2 separate regions of the Homo sapiens genome follow, and region 2 is linked to region 1. Evidence: read pairs that join two places in POLR2A ChIA-PET (ENCODE). Cell type or tissue: PC-3. All regions are shown on one strand. Links, peaks and the distances in the headings refer to the core of each region. The heading gives the core; the rest is flanking DNA.

Region 1 (5,395 bases), core at 269-5,268:
TTTTGAAAACAACTTGGTAAAGAGTAAAATATTAGCTCTTAAAGAGGTTCAGTTTCTGTTTTCTAAGTAAGTTGCCCTATAGCAGGAACTAAGCAGTTCATTCTAAAACTTCTGTCTATGAGGGCTATTTAAATTTGAAACCTTTCATGACATTAGACTCTATGCCCTCCTTGCCCACAATGGCTGCCCAACCCAGCAAGGCTGCCCCACAAAACAGGTGAGCAGGTGAGGTAAACTTACTGCTAGAATACTCGGGCTCCGCTGGAGTTTGTTGTAAGGGCTGTATTTTGGCTTCAGTGGTTTCCCTGCAACTCGATCTTTATGCCTTCGGCTAGAAATGTGCTGAAAAAGTTTGATGCATTAGCTGGACTGAAATGTGAGTCTTATTCCATGTAAAACGTATTTCTAGGTAGCTATTTTCTCCATTGCCAACTCTAGGTCCATAGTTCCACGATGGTGTGGGTAAAATCATTATGATTTCTAAATTAAGACTTAGTCCTCCCTCAATTGTAATGCCCCTCTGTCCCCCTCCTGTTCTCTATAGCCCTTATCAGATTTTGCCTGGTATTACCACTGTTACTGATGAGTCTCTCTAATCAGATTTTGAGCCTTTGGAAGATAGGCTTAACATCTTACCTTACCAGAAGCTCCTGCTCAACTGTAGGCTCCAGTGACTACTGTTCCTATCTCTCCAACATCTAGCCTGGAACCTGACATATAGTAACAGTAGATGCTCAAATATTTCATACTGACTTTTTCTTCCATGTTAGCACCTATATGTTGCATATTGTCTGCATCCTACAAAAGTTAGTCAACTTAACTGTGAGCACAGTAAAAACCATTCTATAGATGAGAAGATACACAGTCAAGTGGTGACCTAAAACAATAATGTTTACTAATTCAGGATACGTTACCTGTTTGAGTTGAATTTCTGAATTAACATGAACATCACAGATTTCACAATGAAATGTCTTGTTCTGTAGTCCTGACCCCTTACTGCCATTCTGCATCTTTAATCTTGATCCAGGTCTAGGATAGGATTTAATTGGACCAGCCCCATTACGAGCTTCAACCATGGTCTTGTGTTTAGATCCTAAGACAGAAAGAGACACATATTAAATAGCTATCCAAGAATTATATAAAGCTCTTTGTTTTCTTATCCTTGAGAAGTTTACCTGCAGGCTAAAATTCCCAATGCTTTTTTAAAAATGATCACTTTAATGCTGATTTTAAATTTAACACGTTATTGTAAAAAATGGAAAAATGTAAGCGTATATAATAAAGAAAATATACAGAAACATAAGGAAATAAAGATGACTCATATTTTCACTACTCAGAGGTAACCACTATTATCATTCTAGGGTATTTCTTGTCAGTTTCTTTTTTTTAATGTACTAAAAACAGTTTTCATAATGGGGATCATACTAATTAAATATCCTGAAAATTTCACATAGCAAATCATGTACATATTTTCTGATCATTATGTTTTAATGGCTGATTAACATGTATCATATTGGGTTACTATATTCAGTATTTCCCTACTGGTGGGCTTTAGGTTGTTTCCATTTTTTTCTCTTTTAAGTGTATTGCAGTGAACACTGTGCATAAATATTTATCTTCATCTTTGTCACTTCATCAAAATGAGTTTTGGACAGTATTAGATGTTTTTAAGAAAATAAAGAATAGAACAAGTTTGATCTCCAAACTGCTTTTGTCTTGCTAGTTCCAAAGTCATATGATCATACTTTTCTAAAATCACTCCTTTGAATCAAAAAAGTAGAGAAGCATGGAACAAACCTAAGGTCTGAACAACAAAAGATATGGTATTCTGATGGGAAAAGTTGGGTTTTGTTATAAACATTATTTAAATGCAAAAGATAGCTGCTAACCTGTGTTGTGTGCCTCTAGCTGTGACAGGGAGTTCACAGCCACTTTGCATAGTGAACAATAAAGTAATTTTTTGGCTTTTTCTTCTTCTGATTCAACAACAGTACCGGGAGCTCCATTTGTGCTCTTGGAGGGAGAAGTGGCTGCTCCAGGTGGCAGGGGTGTTGTGCCAGATTTGAGGAGAAATGAGCCACTTTCAGAGCTTGATGGCTGACTGGAACTGCTGGCTTTTAACTTCCCTTTATCTTCTAAGAGAAACACAGAGAGATCTTATTGAAGCCTCATATATCATATAAACAAAGATAAATCACCATAGATGAATTAAAAATAGAAATTTGATTCTTATGTGAAGTTTTTATTGCAGCATAGATTTCAGTTTATAGAGGTTAAATCAACCTCTATGTTTAAATCAAACAGAACACTATGCCATCAGTTTCCATATTAGGTCATCCCAAGATAAGGATGACTTATGAAAAATGACTTTGTTCTCCCAGTTGGAGCAGGTAACTTTCTGTCTGAAATCCTTGAGTCATAAATTACTCTACAAGGAAATATTTATTATTAAACAAAACCACCTTCCCTCTGATACAATTACATGATATGAAGGTAACATGAAAGAAGCCATTAGGCCATGTTAGTTTCATTTGACTACTTATGTTTAATTATGACAGAGATAAGTTAAACTTAATTTTTATACCAAGTTAAAATTTTAACTGTGGATTGTGGGATAGAAGAAACATGGTTAATTTTGATTATGATTAGTTAAGTTTTTGCTGCTCTGTGGATGGCAATGCAATTTATCCAAAATATAAGAGACCAAGCTTCCATTCATTATCTTTATTAATTACCACCAGTCTAAATCAAAAGTTTTAAATAATGACATTAACCATAAGCACAATATGAAGATTAGCCAAGTCATTTAAAGACATTTTGGCAGTTTGATCATGTAGCTATTAAATGCTTATAATCCTCAAGGCCCATGTGCAGGCTATGAGAGTTAGAGTGACTTTAACAGAATCTAACTCATTGAAGTTCATTTGCTATTCAAGACAGGCTCTGTTCAGTGACTCCTTTGGGAAACAAACTGGGGCTTTGTAAGCAACAGCAAAATCCATCACACATTTAATCCTAGTAGAGCTGGTACTCTTAGAAAATGTCTATAGATATGCTGATTAACTCTCATAAAGAGAGAAAGGGAATTAAATCTGAGAATATATTTGCTAATTGCCTTAGCTAATTTGGAATTGTATACCATTGGCCTAGAAGACTAAGAGGGAAGGAGAGACTAGGCAACAGCAATGTGGTGTGTGTTTCTGTGTGTATGTTACAAGGTTCTGTATATGGGTAAACCTAAGCTTTTAGAACACATTGCAAATGATGGGAGATCATATTTCTACTAAAATATTACATAAAGAAAAGCCAAATTGATTTAGGAATCAGCAGTTGATTTCCATCCTTTTTTTTTTTTTTGAGTTGGATCCATTCAGGTTGAGACTAGACACAGCTAGAGGGTGCTATGGAGGGATTCCAAATCTGGGTTTACTTAGAATAAATGAATACTGAGATTCTTTTTTATTCTTAGGTTGCACATTCCATATTCCCTTTCAGTGACTGTACTAAAACTTCAGGATGACAAAAAATATGATGGAAAAGCTCTTAGACTTTTATTAAACTGACCTGTATAGTGTGAGAGAAGGACATAAAATGATTCTTCCTAATTGGTAATAGTCAGCAAATTAGATTGGATAATATTTTAGGCCTGGAACCCTCTCATCTATAAGGATCCCTCAGATTGAATTTGCAATCTTACAGAACTCATAAAGCAGCAAAATAATTCAGTAATCTTAATATTTGGAATTACTCAGTTTCTTGCGATGAAAATTAAAGTTATTACATACTAAAATCTTTCCTTGCTTCAAGCATTTCATATGAATTTGATCTAAAAGAATCTGATCTGTTTCAGCCATTGACAGCATTCTCTCATATTACTAATAATGTCCCTTATACTAATGTCCCTCATAAACCCTTAAATTTATATAGAACTTTACAGTTTACAAAGTGCTATCACTTACATTGTCTTATTAGCTCTCACAGAAAACTTGTGAAATAGGTAAGGCTCAAAATGATTATTCCTATCTTAAAGATGAGGAAACTGAGCCTTTTCAAAATTAAATAATGTCCCACAGATTAGTAAGTGGCATAAATGAGCATGATGTTTTCTCTAACTGATCAGTCTGTGGTACACTAATATTTCAGCACAAAAGGAGGACTTAATATATCACTAGTGATATAAAAGTACACAACAGTCACCCTAGATGTGAAATAGCAGTTGCTTTGTTTTACAATTGTAGGTTAGTTTTTAAAGTATATTTATTTGGCGTAAGTGAAAATATCTATCCTGCTCAACAATCATTTGATTTAGGTTATATTGAGAACATGTATAAAATTATATATTTTCTCTATGTTCCTATTTCTTTAAGAAAAAGATTTCCTTTTCATATCTTGTTTTCAAAGGGGTAATTTATGAATTAACAAGTACATATTAACAATATGTTAATTGCTGACAATGTGCTAGACACTAAAGAGAATAGTAAATAAAGTAAGTATGGACTATAAGAAAATTACAGCATAGCAGGAGGAAATGAGACAGTCATTCAAAGATCTCTAATTTACAACAGAAACTGGTAAGAGGCGTGAGAGCATAGAGCAGAAAATGATTACTTCCGCTTGGGAAGAATGAGACATTTTTCATTAAAGAAGTGACATTTTTAAGGTTTCGAAGGTCAGATTTGGATAAGCATAGAATAGGGTTGAAAATGAGTGAGAAGGCCATCGTCTCAGCCCAAAATCTCCTTAAGCTGATAGGTAACTTCAGCAAAGTCTCAGGATACAAAATCAATGTGCAAAAATCACAAGCATTCTTATACACCAATAACAGACAAACAGAGAGCCAAATCATTAGTGAACTCCCATTCACAATTGCTTCAAAGAGAATAAAATACCTAGGAATCCAACTTACAAGGGACATGAAGGACCTCTTCAAGGAGAACTAGAAACCACTGCTCAATGAAATAAAAGAGGATACAAACAAATGGAAGAACATTCCATGCTCATGGGTAGGAAGAATCAATATCGTGAAAATGGCCATACTGCCCAAGGTAATTTATAGATTCAATGCCATCCCCATCGAGCTACCAATGACTTTCTTCACAGAATTGGAAAATACTACTTTAAAGTTCACATGGAACCAAAAAAGAGCCCGCATCGCCAAGTCAATCCTAAGCCAAAAGAACAAAGCTGGAGGCATCATGCTACCTGACTTCAAACTATACCACAAGGCTACAGTAACCAAAACAGCATGGTACTGGTACCAAAACAGAGATATAGACCAATGGAACAGAACAGAGCCCTCAGAAATAATGCCGCATATCTACAACCATCTGATCTTTGACAAACCTGACAAAAACAAGAAATGGGGAAATGATTCCCTATTTAATAAATGGTGCTG
Region 2 (5,395 bases), core at 62-5,061, 94 kb before region 1:
CTCAATAAAGAAAATGAAAAGAATTCAGTCCACTCCCTTATAGATAATTTATTGTTGGCTCTTTGGTAAATCAGCATTTGATTTACTAAACCAAATTACTTTTGGGGGTTAATCTCTTTCTATCATTTATCCATCTATATTAGATATCAAGGTGGAAATATTTTTTGTTATCTCAACCACTGGTCTGAAAATTTATTATAGATTGAGGCCAGTTTTTGTTTGGAAAGCCAATACATGATTGAGTTAAAAGAAAAACCTTAAAGATGTTGAAAAGATATTGGTTGATGCACAAACTTCAGAGAACAGGGTAGAATTGCTCTGCATGAGAAAAGGAGAGGAGTTCTTTTTTTTTTTTTTTCCTTCCAAAAAAGGGCAGAGAGAAGAGTAGAGAACAAATAATCCAGGGAGAAGTAAATGAGAGGGAGGGAAGGGGAGCCAGAGGAGGCTGTGAGACTAGGAACTGTATGGAGGAGGAGTAAAGAGAAGAATTCATGTTGCCGGGGTGCCCAGGAAACATTTGGAGACCAGCAATTTCTTATAGGGGCATCATGGCATTAGCAGTGCAGCAGGCAGTGCCATGTTTCCCCTAATGGCTTAGTAAAGACTTTTATATCTACAGAATAGTTGGTGTGAGTGAGCTTTTCCTGTGGGAACAGGGGTGAGTGTCAAGACCATATTGAAGCGGTGTGGAAAAAAAGCCCATATGTGTGGAAGCAGGCACCCATGGGCTGAGAGACAGAGGTGGCCAGGAGACACAGCCCCTTACTTCTTTGCTGCATGATTCCCCCTAAATTCACAGAACACTTGGAAACGTTTTAGACTCTACAGGACCTGGAATTGGCAGTGTTGAACCACTTCTACCTTTAAGAGTCAGAAAGACCCTAGAAGATATCTTGTTTATAATTACGCTAATCCAAACCATGATGGTGAGACTGCTCCCCCAGTCTTATTGATTAAGATGCAATCTGCTCTAAAGAATGTGTCTCAGATATCTCTAATGGATTTTGGTACCTAATGTGTGCTAGGGAACACATCCCTGGCATTCCTCTCTTCTGGTCCTGACTTCATGTTAGTATCCCTCTTGTTCCAGTGATGACTCTCACCATCTCTACTCTGGAGGACATGGCTGCTATCTGGCAGTGACCGCTGCCCACAAATATGGATGTGGGCTCTACCATAATTTCCCCTTACAGAAGAACAAAGACTAATGGAAGGAGAGTCCAACACGGAAGATACATTGCTTCTGCAGTTCAAGTCCATTTTGCTGTAGGTCACCTATGGGCCTAGCCACCTTCCTGACTTGTCATCAGCTTTTCTCTGTGTTGTCAGGCCCAGGTCAGGACACCTGGCTCCTCACAGTCACCGAGTCTCAAACCCAGAGAAAAAAGAAAAAATTTCTCCTCACCTCAGACTAATTCCTACTCACTAAGTCCTCATTTTTTGTCCCAGGATGAATATCTTCCTAGTATAATGGACAGTGGAGAACTTCTATCTGTTATAGGGAAACCCAACTACTATATAAAAGAGTGAGACTGGCTCTGTGATCCCAAGAAGAAAATAACAAAGATGATGCTTTTTCTATCATGTGGGTTAGACGGCCTTACCCTTGGGCAACTTGATGTAATATTGTTTTTACAAAAGAAATATGTAAAGTAGGTCGAATACAATTTTCCATTTCCTCTTTCACTTGACAATACATTTTGTATATCATTCCATATATGTCAACTTTATGCTTTTTAATAGCTGCATGCTGTTCCATAGTTGCATGGTTATACTATAGTTTGTTGATGAACATTTTGGTTGTTTAAACAAATACTGCCACAAGTATTTATTTCAAAATACTTTAATAGATGATGTAAATCTAGTAAGTATCCCAACATTTACCATACAACACTTTTTAAGTTGTGGTTAAATATATATATAACATAAAATTTATGATTTTAACAATTTTAAAGTATAGAGTTTTGAGGTATTACGTACATTCACATTGTGTGCAACAATCACTACCATTCATCTTCAGGACTTTTTCATCTTCCCCAGCTGAAACTTTGTACCCTTAAAGACTAACTCTGCATTCCCACTTCATTGCAGCCCCTTGCAACCACTCTTCTATTTTCTGTCTCAAAGAACTCTACTCCTCTAGGTACCTCATATAAGTGGAATAATACAGTGTTTTTCCTTTTGTGACTGCCTTATTTCACTTAGCATATGATTTCTTCAAGGTCCACTGATGTTGTAAGCATGTATCATCATTTCCTTCCTTTTTAAGGCTGATAATATTTCACTATATGTATATACCACATTTTGTTTATTTATTGGTTGATGGAACTTGGGTTGCTTTTGACTATTGTGAATGATGCTGCTATGAATGTAGGTATACAAATATCTGTTTCAATTCATGCTTTCAAGTTTTTGGGGTTTATATTCAGAAGTGAAATTATTGGATCATATGGTGATTCTGTTTAATTTTTTAAGGAACTGCTACATTGTTACCCATAGTAGCATTTGAGTCATTTTTAATAAAATAAAAGCCATATATATTTTTTTATTTATTTATATGTATCTGTATTATATATATTTATATATCTGTATTTTATATATATAAATAGCTTATATATATATAAATAGCCATATATAAATGGCCCTATCCTACAGAAATGCTTTACATAAAGGTACAGATATCTGTAGGATAGGGCTGGGAACAGTGGCTCACACTTGTAATCCCAGCACTTTGGGAAGTCGAGGGGGAAGGATAGTTTGAGGCCAGGTGTTCAAGACTAGCCTGGTCAACATAATGAGACCCGGTCTGTACAAAAAATAAAAAGTTAGCTAGGTATGATGGTGTGTGCCTATAGTTCTAGCTACTCAGGAGGCTGAAGCAGGAGGACTGCTTAAGCCCAGAAGTTCAAGGTTACAGTGAGCTATGATAGCACCACTGTACTCCAGCCTAGGCAACACAGTGAGACCCTTTCTCTAAAAATAAATAAAATGAAACAAGATACTATATATTACTGTTTGTTTTTTGCTGTTCCATTGGAATACATCTCTTTTACTGAGCTGAGAACATGCCATTTTATTTATTGTGGCTTGGTATCACCTTTAAACATATATTAAATCTAATCCTTCTCTCTATAACTCTTATTAAAATTGTTGTTGTTCTTGGCTATTCTCACTTGAATATTCTCTCAGATAAACTTCAGAAACATTTGTTCAAGTTTATTAAAATTCCATTAGGATGCCATTGAATTTACAGATTAATTTAGGAAAATTGACAACTGAAAATATGCAGTCTTCTTATTCAGGAACAAGACATTTTATGTCTTTATTAAAGTCATTTTAATTTATGGTTATCTCTTGATTATTCTCAGTAGAAGACAAATCTTAAAGTTTTTGTTGAGAACCACCTGTTCAGCTTGATTATCTCCTTTGTGTTTCTTAACTGCATTTATTCTCATCCTCTACATATGAACTATAACTCATTAGAGTTTGGAAGCAAGAACTTTAGAATAAAAATATCTAATTAAATTTCTACCTGAGAAAAAAGGACACAGAGCGATAGCTGTACTCTTGGCAGCAGCTCCTCCAAAGCACACGCTTCCTCTCATTTTAAAGACTCGCCTTGATCCACCTTGGGGTGGGGAGAAAATGGAGAGCAGGGAAGGCAGAGAAAGAGAAGAAAAAATGGCAGAATACCAGAGGAGGAATCATGTGGATAAATTCTTAGTTCTTGTAGAGTCAGAAATTCCATGTGTGGCCTCTTTGTTTTATTTCCAATGTTGTGAATTCTTAGAAAGTGAAATGTACTATGACTAAACATGAATGAAAAGGTCCTGTAAATTCAAATATAAATGATATTTTGGGAGATGCATAGTGCTATGTATACTTCCTCCAGGAGTGTGAATAACTGAGTACTGACAATACGCTAAAATGAAAGAATTTAAACACTTTGATTTTAATTGAATAAAATTTGGGTTAACAAATTTTGAGGAAAATAAGATGTTTTCCTATGAAACAATTTGTGATGCAATTGCAAACACCATCACAGTGTAATTTCATCATTTGTATCTCCTTAAAGATTGATGAAATTCTTTCATACTGTACATTAAATTTTTAGTAAAAGGCCAAAGATGGAAATAAACATATATTTCTAAGAGAATGTCACAATCACCACTAGAGGGTACAGTAAGCAACCTTTCTTCCAGATATTTGAGCAGAAGAATATTACCAAGAAATAAAAGGCAATACAGAATCACAGTACTTGAAACAACCTCAATAGGTGATCTGAAAGAGAAATGGCTTTCAGAAATGGTCAACGTATTTGACATCTATCCAAGGCAAAGGATATCAAGTGATTTTCAAGGGCAATGTGTGTCTTGGGTAAAAGTAAAGTGAATTTATCTAGGAATATAGAAATGTTTCTGAAGTAATTAAACAAAAAAATAAGCCTTTTATACATACATGGAACTCTGTAACCATCTCCCTCATTAAGCCTGTTGATTAAAGCTGCTTCTAGAGTGATTTTATTCTAAAAAGTTGAACTTAACAAGGTCTTAGAAAACAAAATGATGACATAGGATTTTAGAACCTCAGTAAGATCCAAGTTGGCAGTAAAAGAAAAAGACAACATTCTCAAACCAGCAGTGACATTGGCAGAGTCAGATGCAGAGGGCATGAATTCTTTACTTCAGATACATCTCCAGACTAGTGGATCCCATGTTGTGCAAAATAAACACATTCCTCCTTCCTTCCAATCCTAAAAAGAGCAGTTTTTTTGTGTATTTAAATTGGAGCATCTCATCCCATACGCTACTGAATCTACTGTAATGTTTCTGGATGAAAAAAATCTTTCTTTAATATAGGATTTCTCCCACATCTCACTATAAAAATGCATCCAACCTTTAACTTTCAAATACTATTATGTATTATATTACAGAAATATTACGCTTCTTAAAAGAAATACACCAAGCTTTGCACTATAGGAGAAAATAAGACAAGCAAATCTCATGATAAGGAGAAAAAATTAATCCTTTTATTAACTATTTTTCTAGGCATAATATTGCTTAACAGGTACAGAGTACTTAGCAATTTATGATATACCTTTATAATATTCTTTTAATCTAGTCAGGTAGGTATTTTTATTCATATTTTCTGAGTGAGGAAACAGAGACTTGGAGAAGTAAAAAGCCTTCCCCAAATTCTCCCAGTTAATAGAGGACAGAGCTAGGAGAATGAAGCTTTGGATTCCTTCCTAATCTAGTCTTATTGCTGCTATTCTCTGGCTCCCATGCAACAGAGATGATTCAGCGTCAGAAATCCCCTAAATATTGCACATTTACATCTCTCTGAAAGAACCTCAGAATTAATATGTGAAGGATTTTTTATTCGGCTGTGAGTG

Evidence for each region. ChIA-PET counts read pairs that join two places held together with the same protein. Peaks named below come from ENCODE experiments on the same cell type or tissue, not always from the same donor. Only the 100,000 strongest peaks of a DNase experiment are listed, where the experiment ranks them.
Region 2: POLR2A ChIA-PET joins it to region 1 with 7 read pairs; 2 of 35 experiments call an interaction of 5 or more read pairs at or near these places.

The regions. Positions count from the first base shown.
Region 1 is chr2:179,444,636-179,450,030 of GRCh38, forward strand. It overlaps ZNF385B (zinc finger protein 385B), which reads right to left. Exons shown (of 10, transcript NM_152520.6): 7 at 1,890-2,135; 8 at 915-1,093; 9 at 241-342. Among named protein-coding and RNA genes, the nearest start is that of SESTD1, 180 kb to the left of the region's middle. In PC-3, for the core only: a CTCF peak has its summit at 3,403; a DNase peak (open chromatin) is centred at 2,376; H3K27ac peaks cover 1,541 bases.
Region 2 is chr2:179,350,758-179,356,152 of GRCh38, forward strand. No RefSeq gene overlaps it. Among named protein-coding and RNA genes, the nearest start is that of SESTD1, 89 kb to the left of the region's middle. In PC-3, for the core only: a CTCF peak has its summit at 4,171 (motif pointing right); no DNase peak of the experiment used is centred there.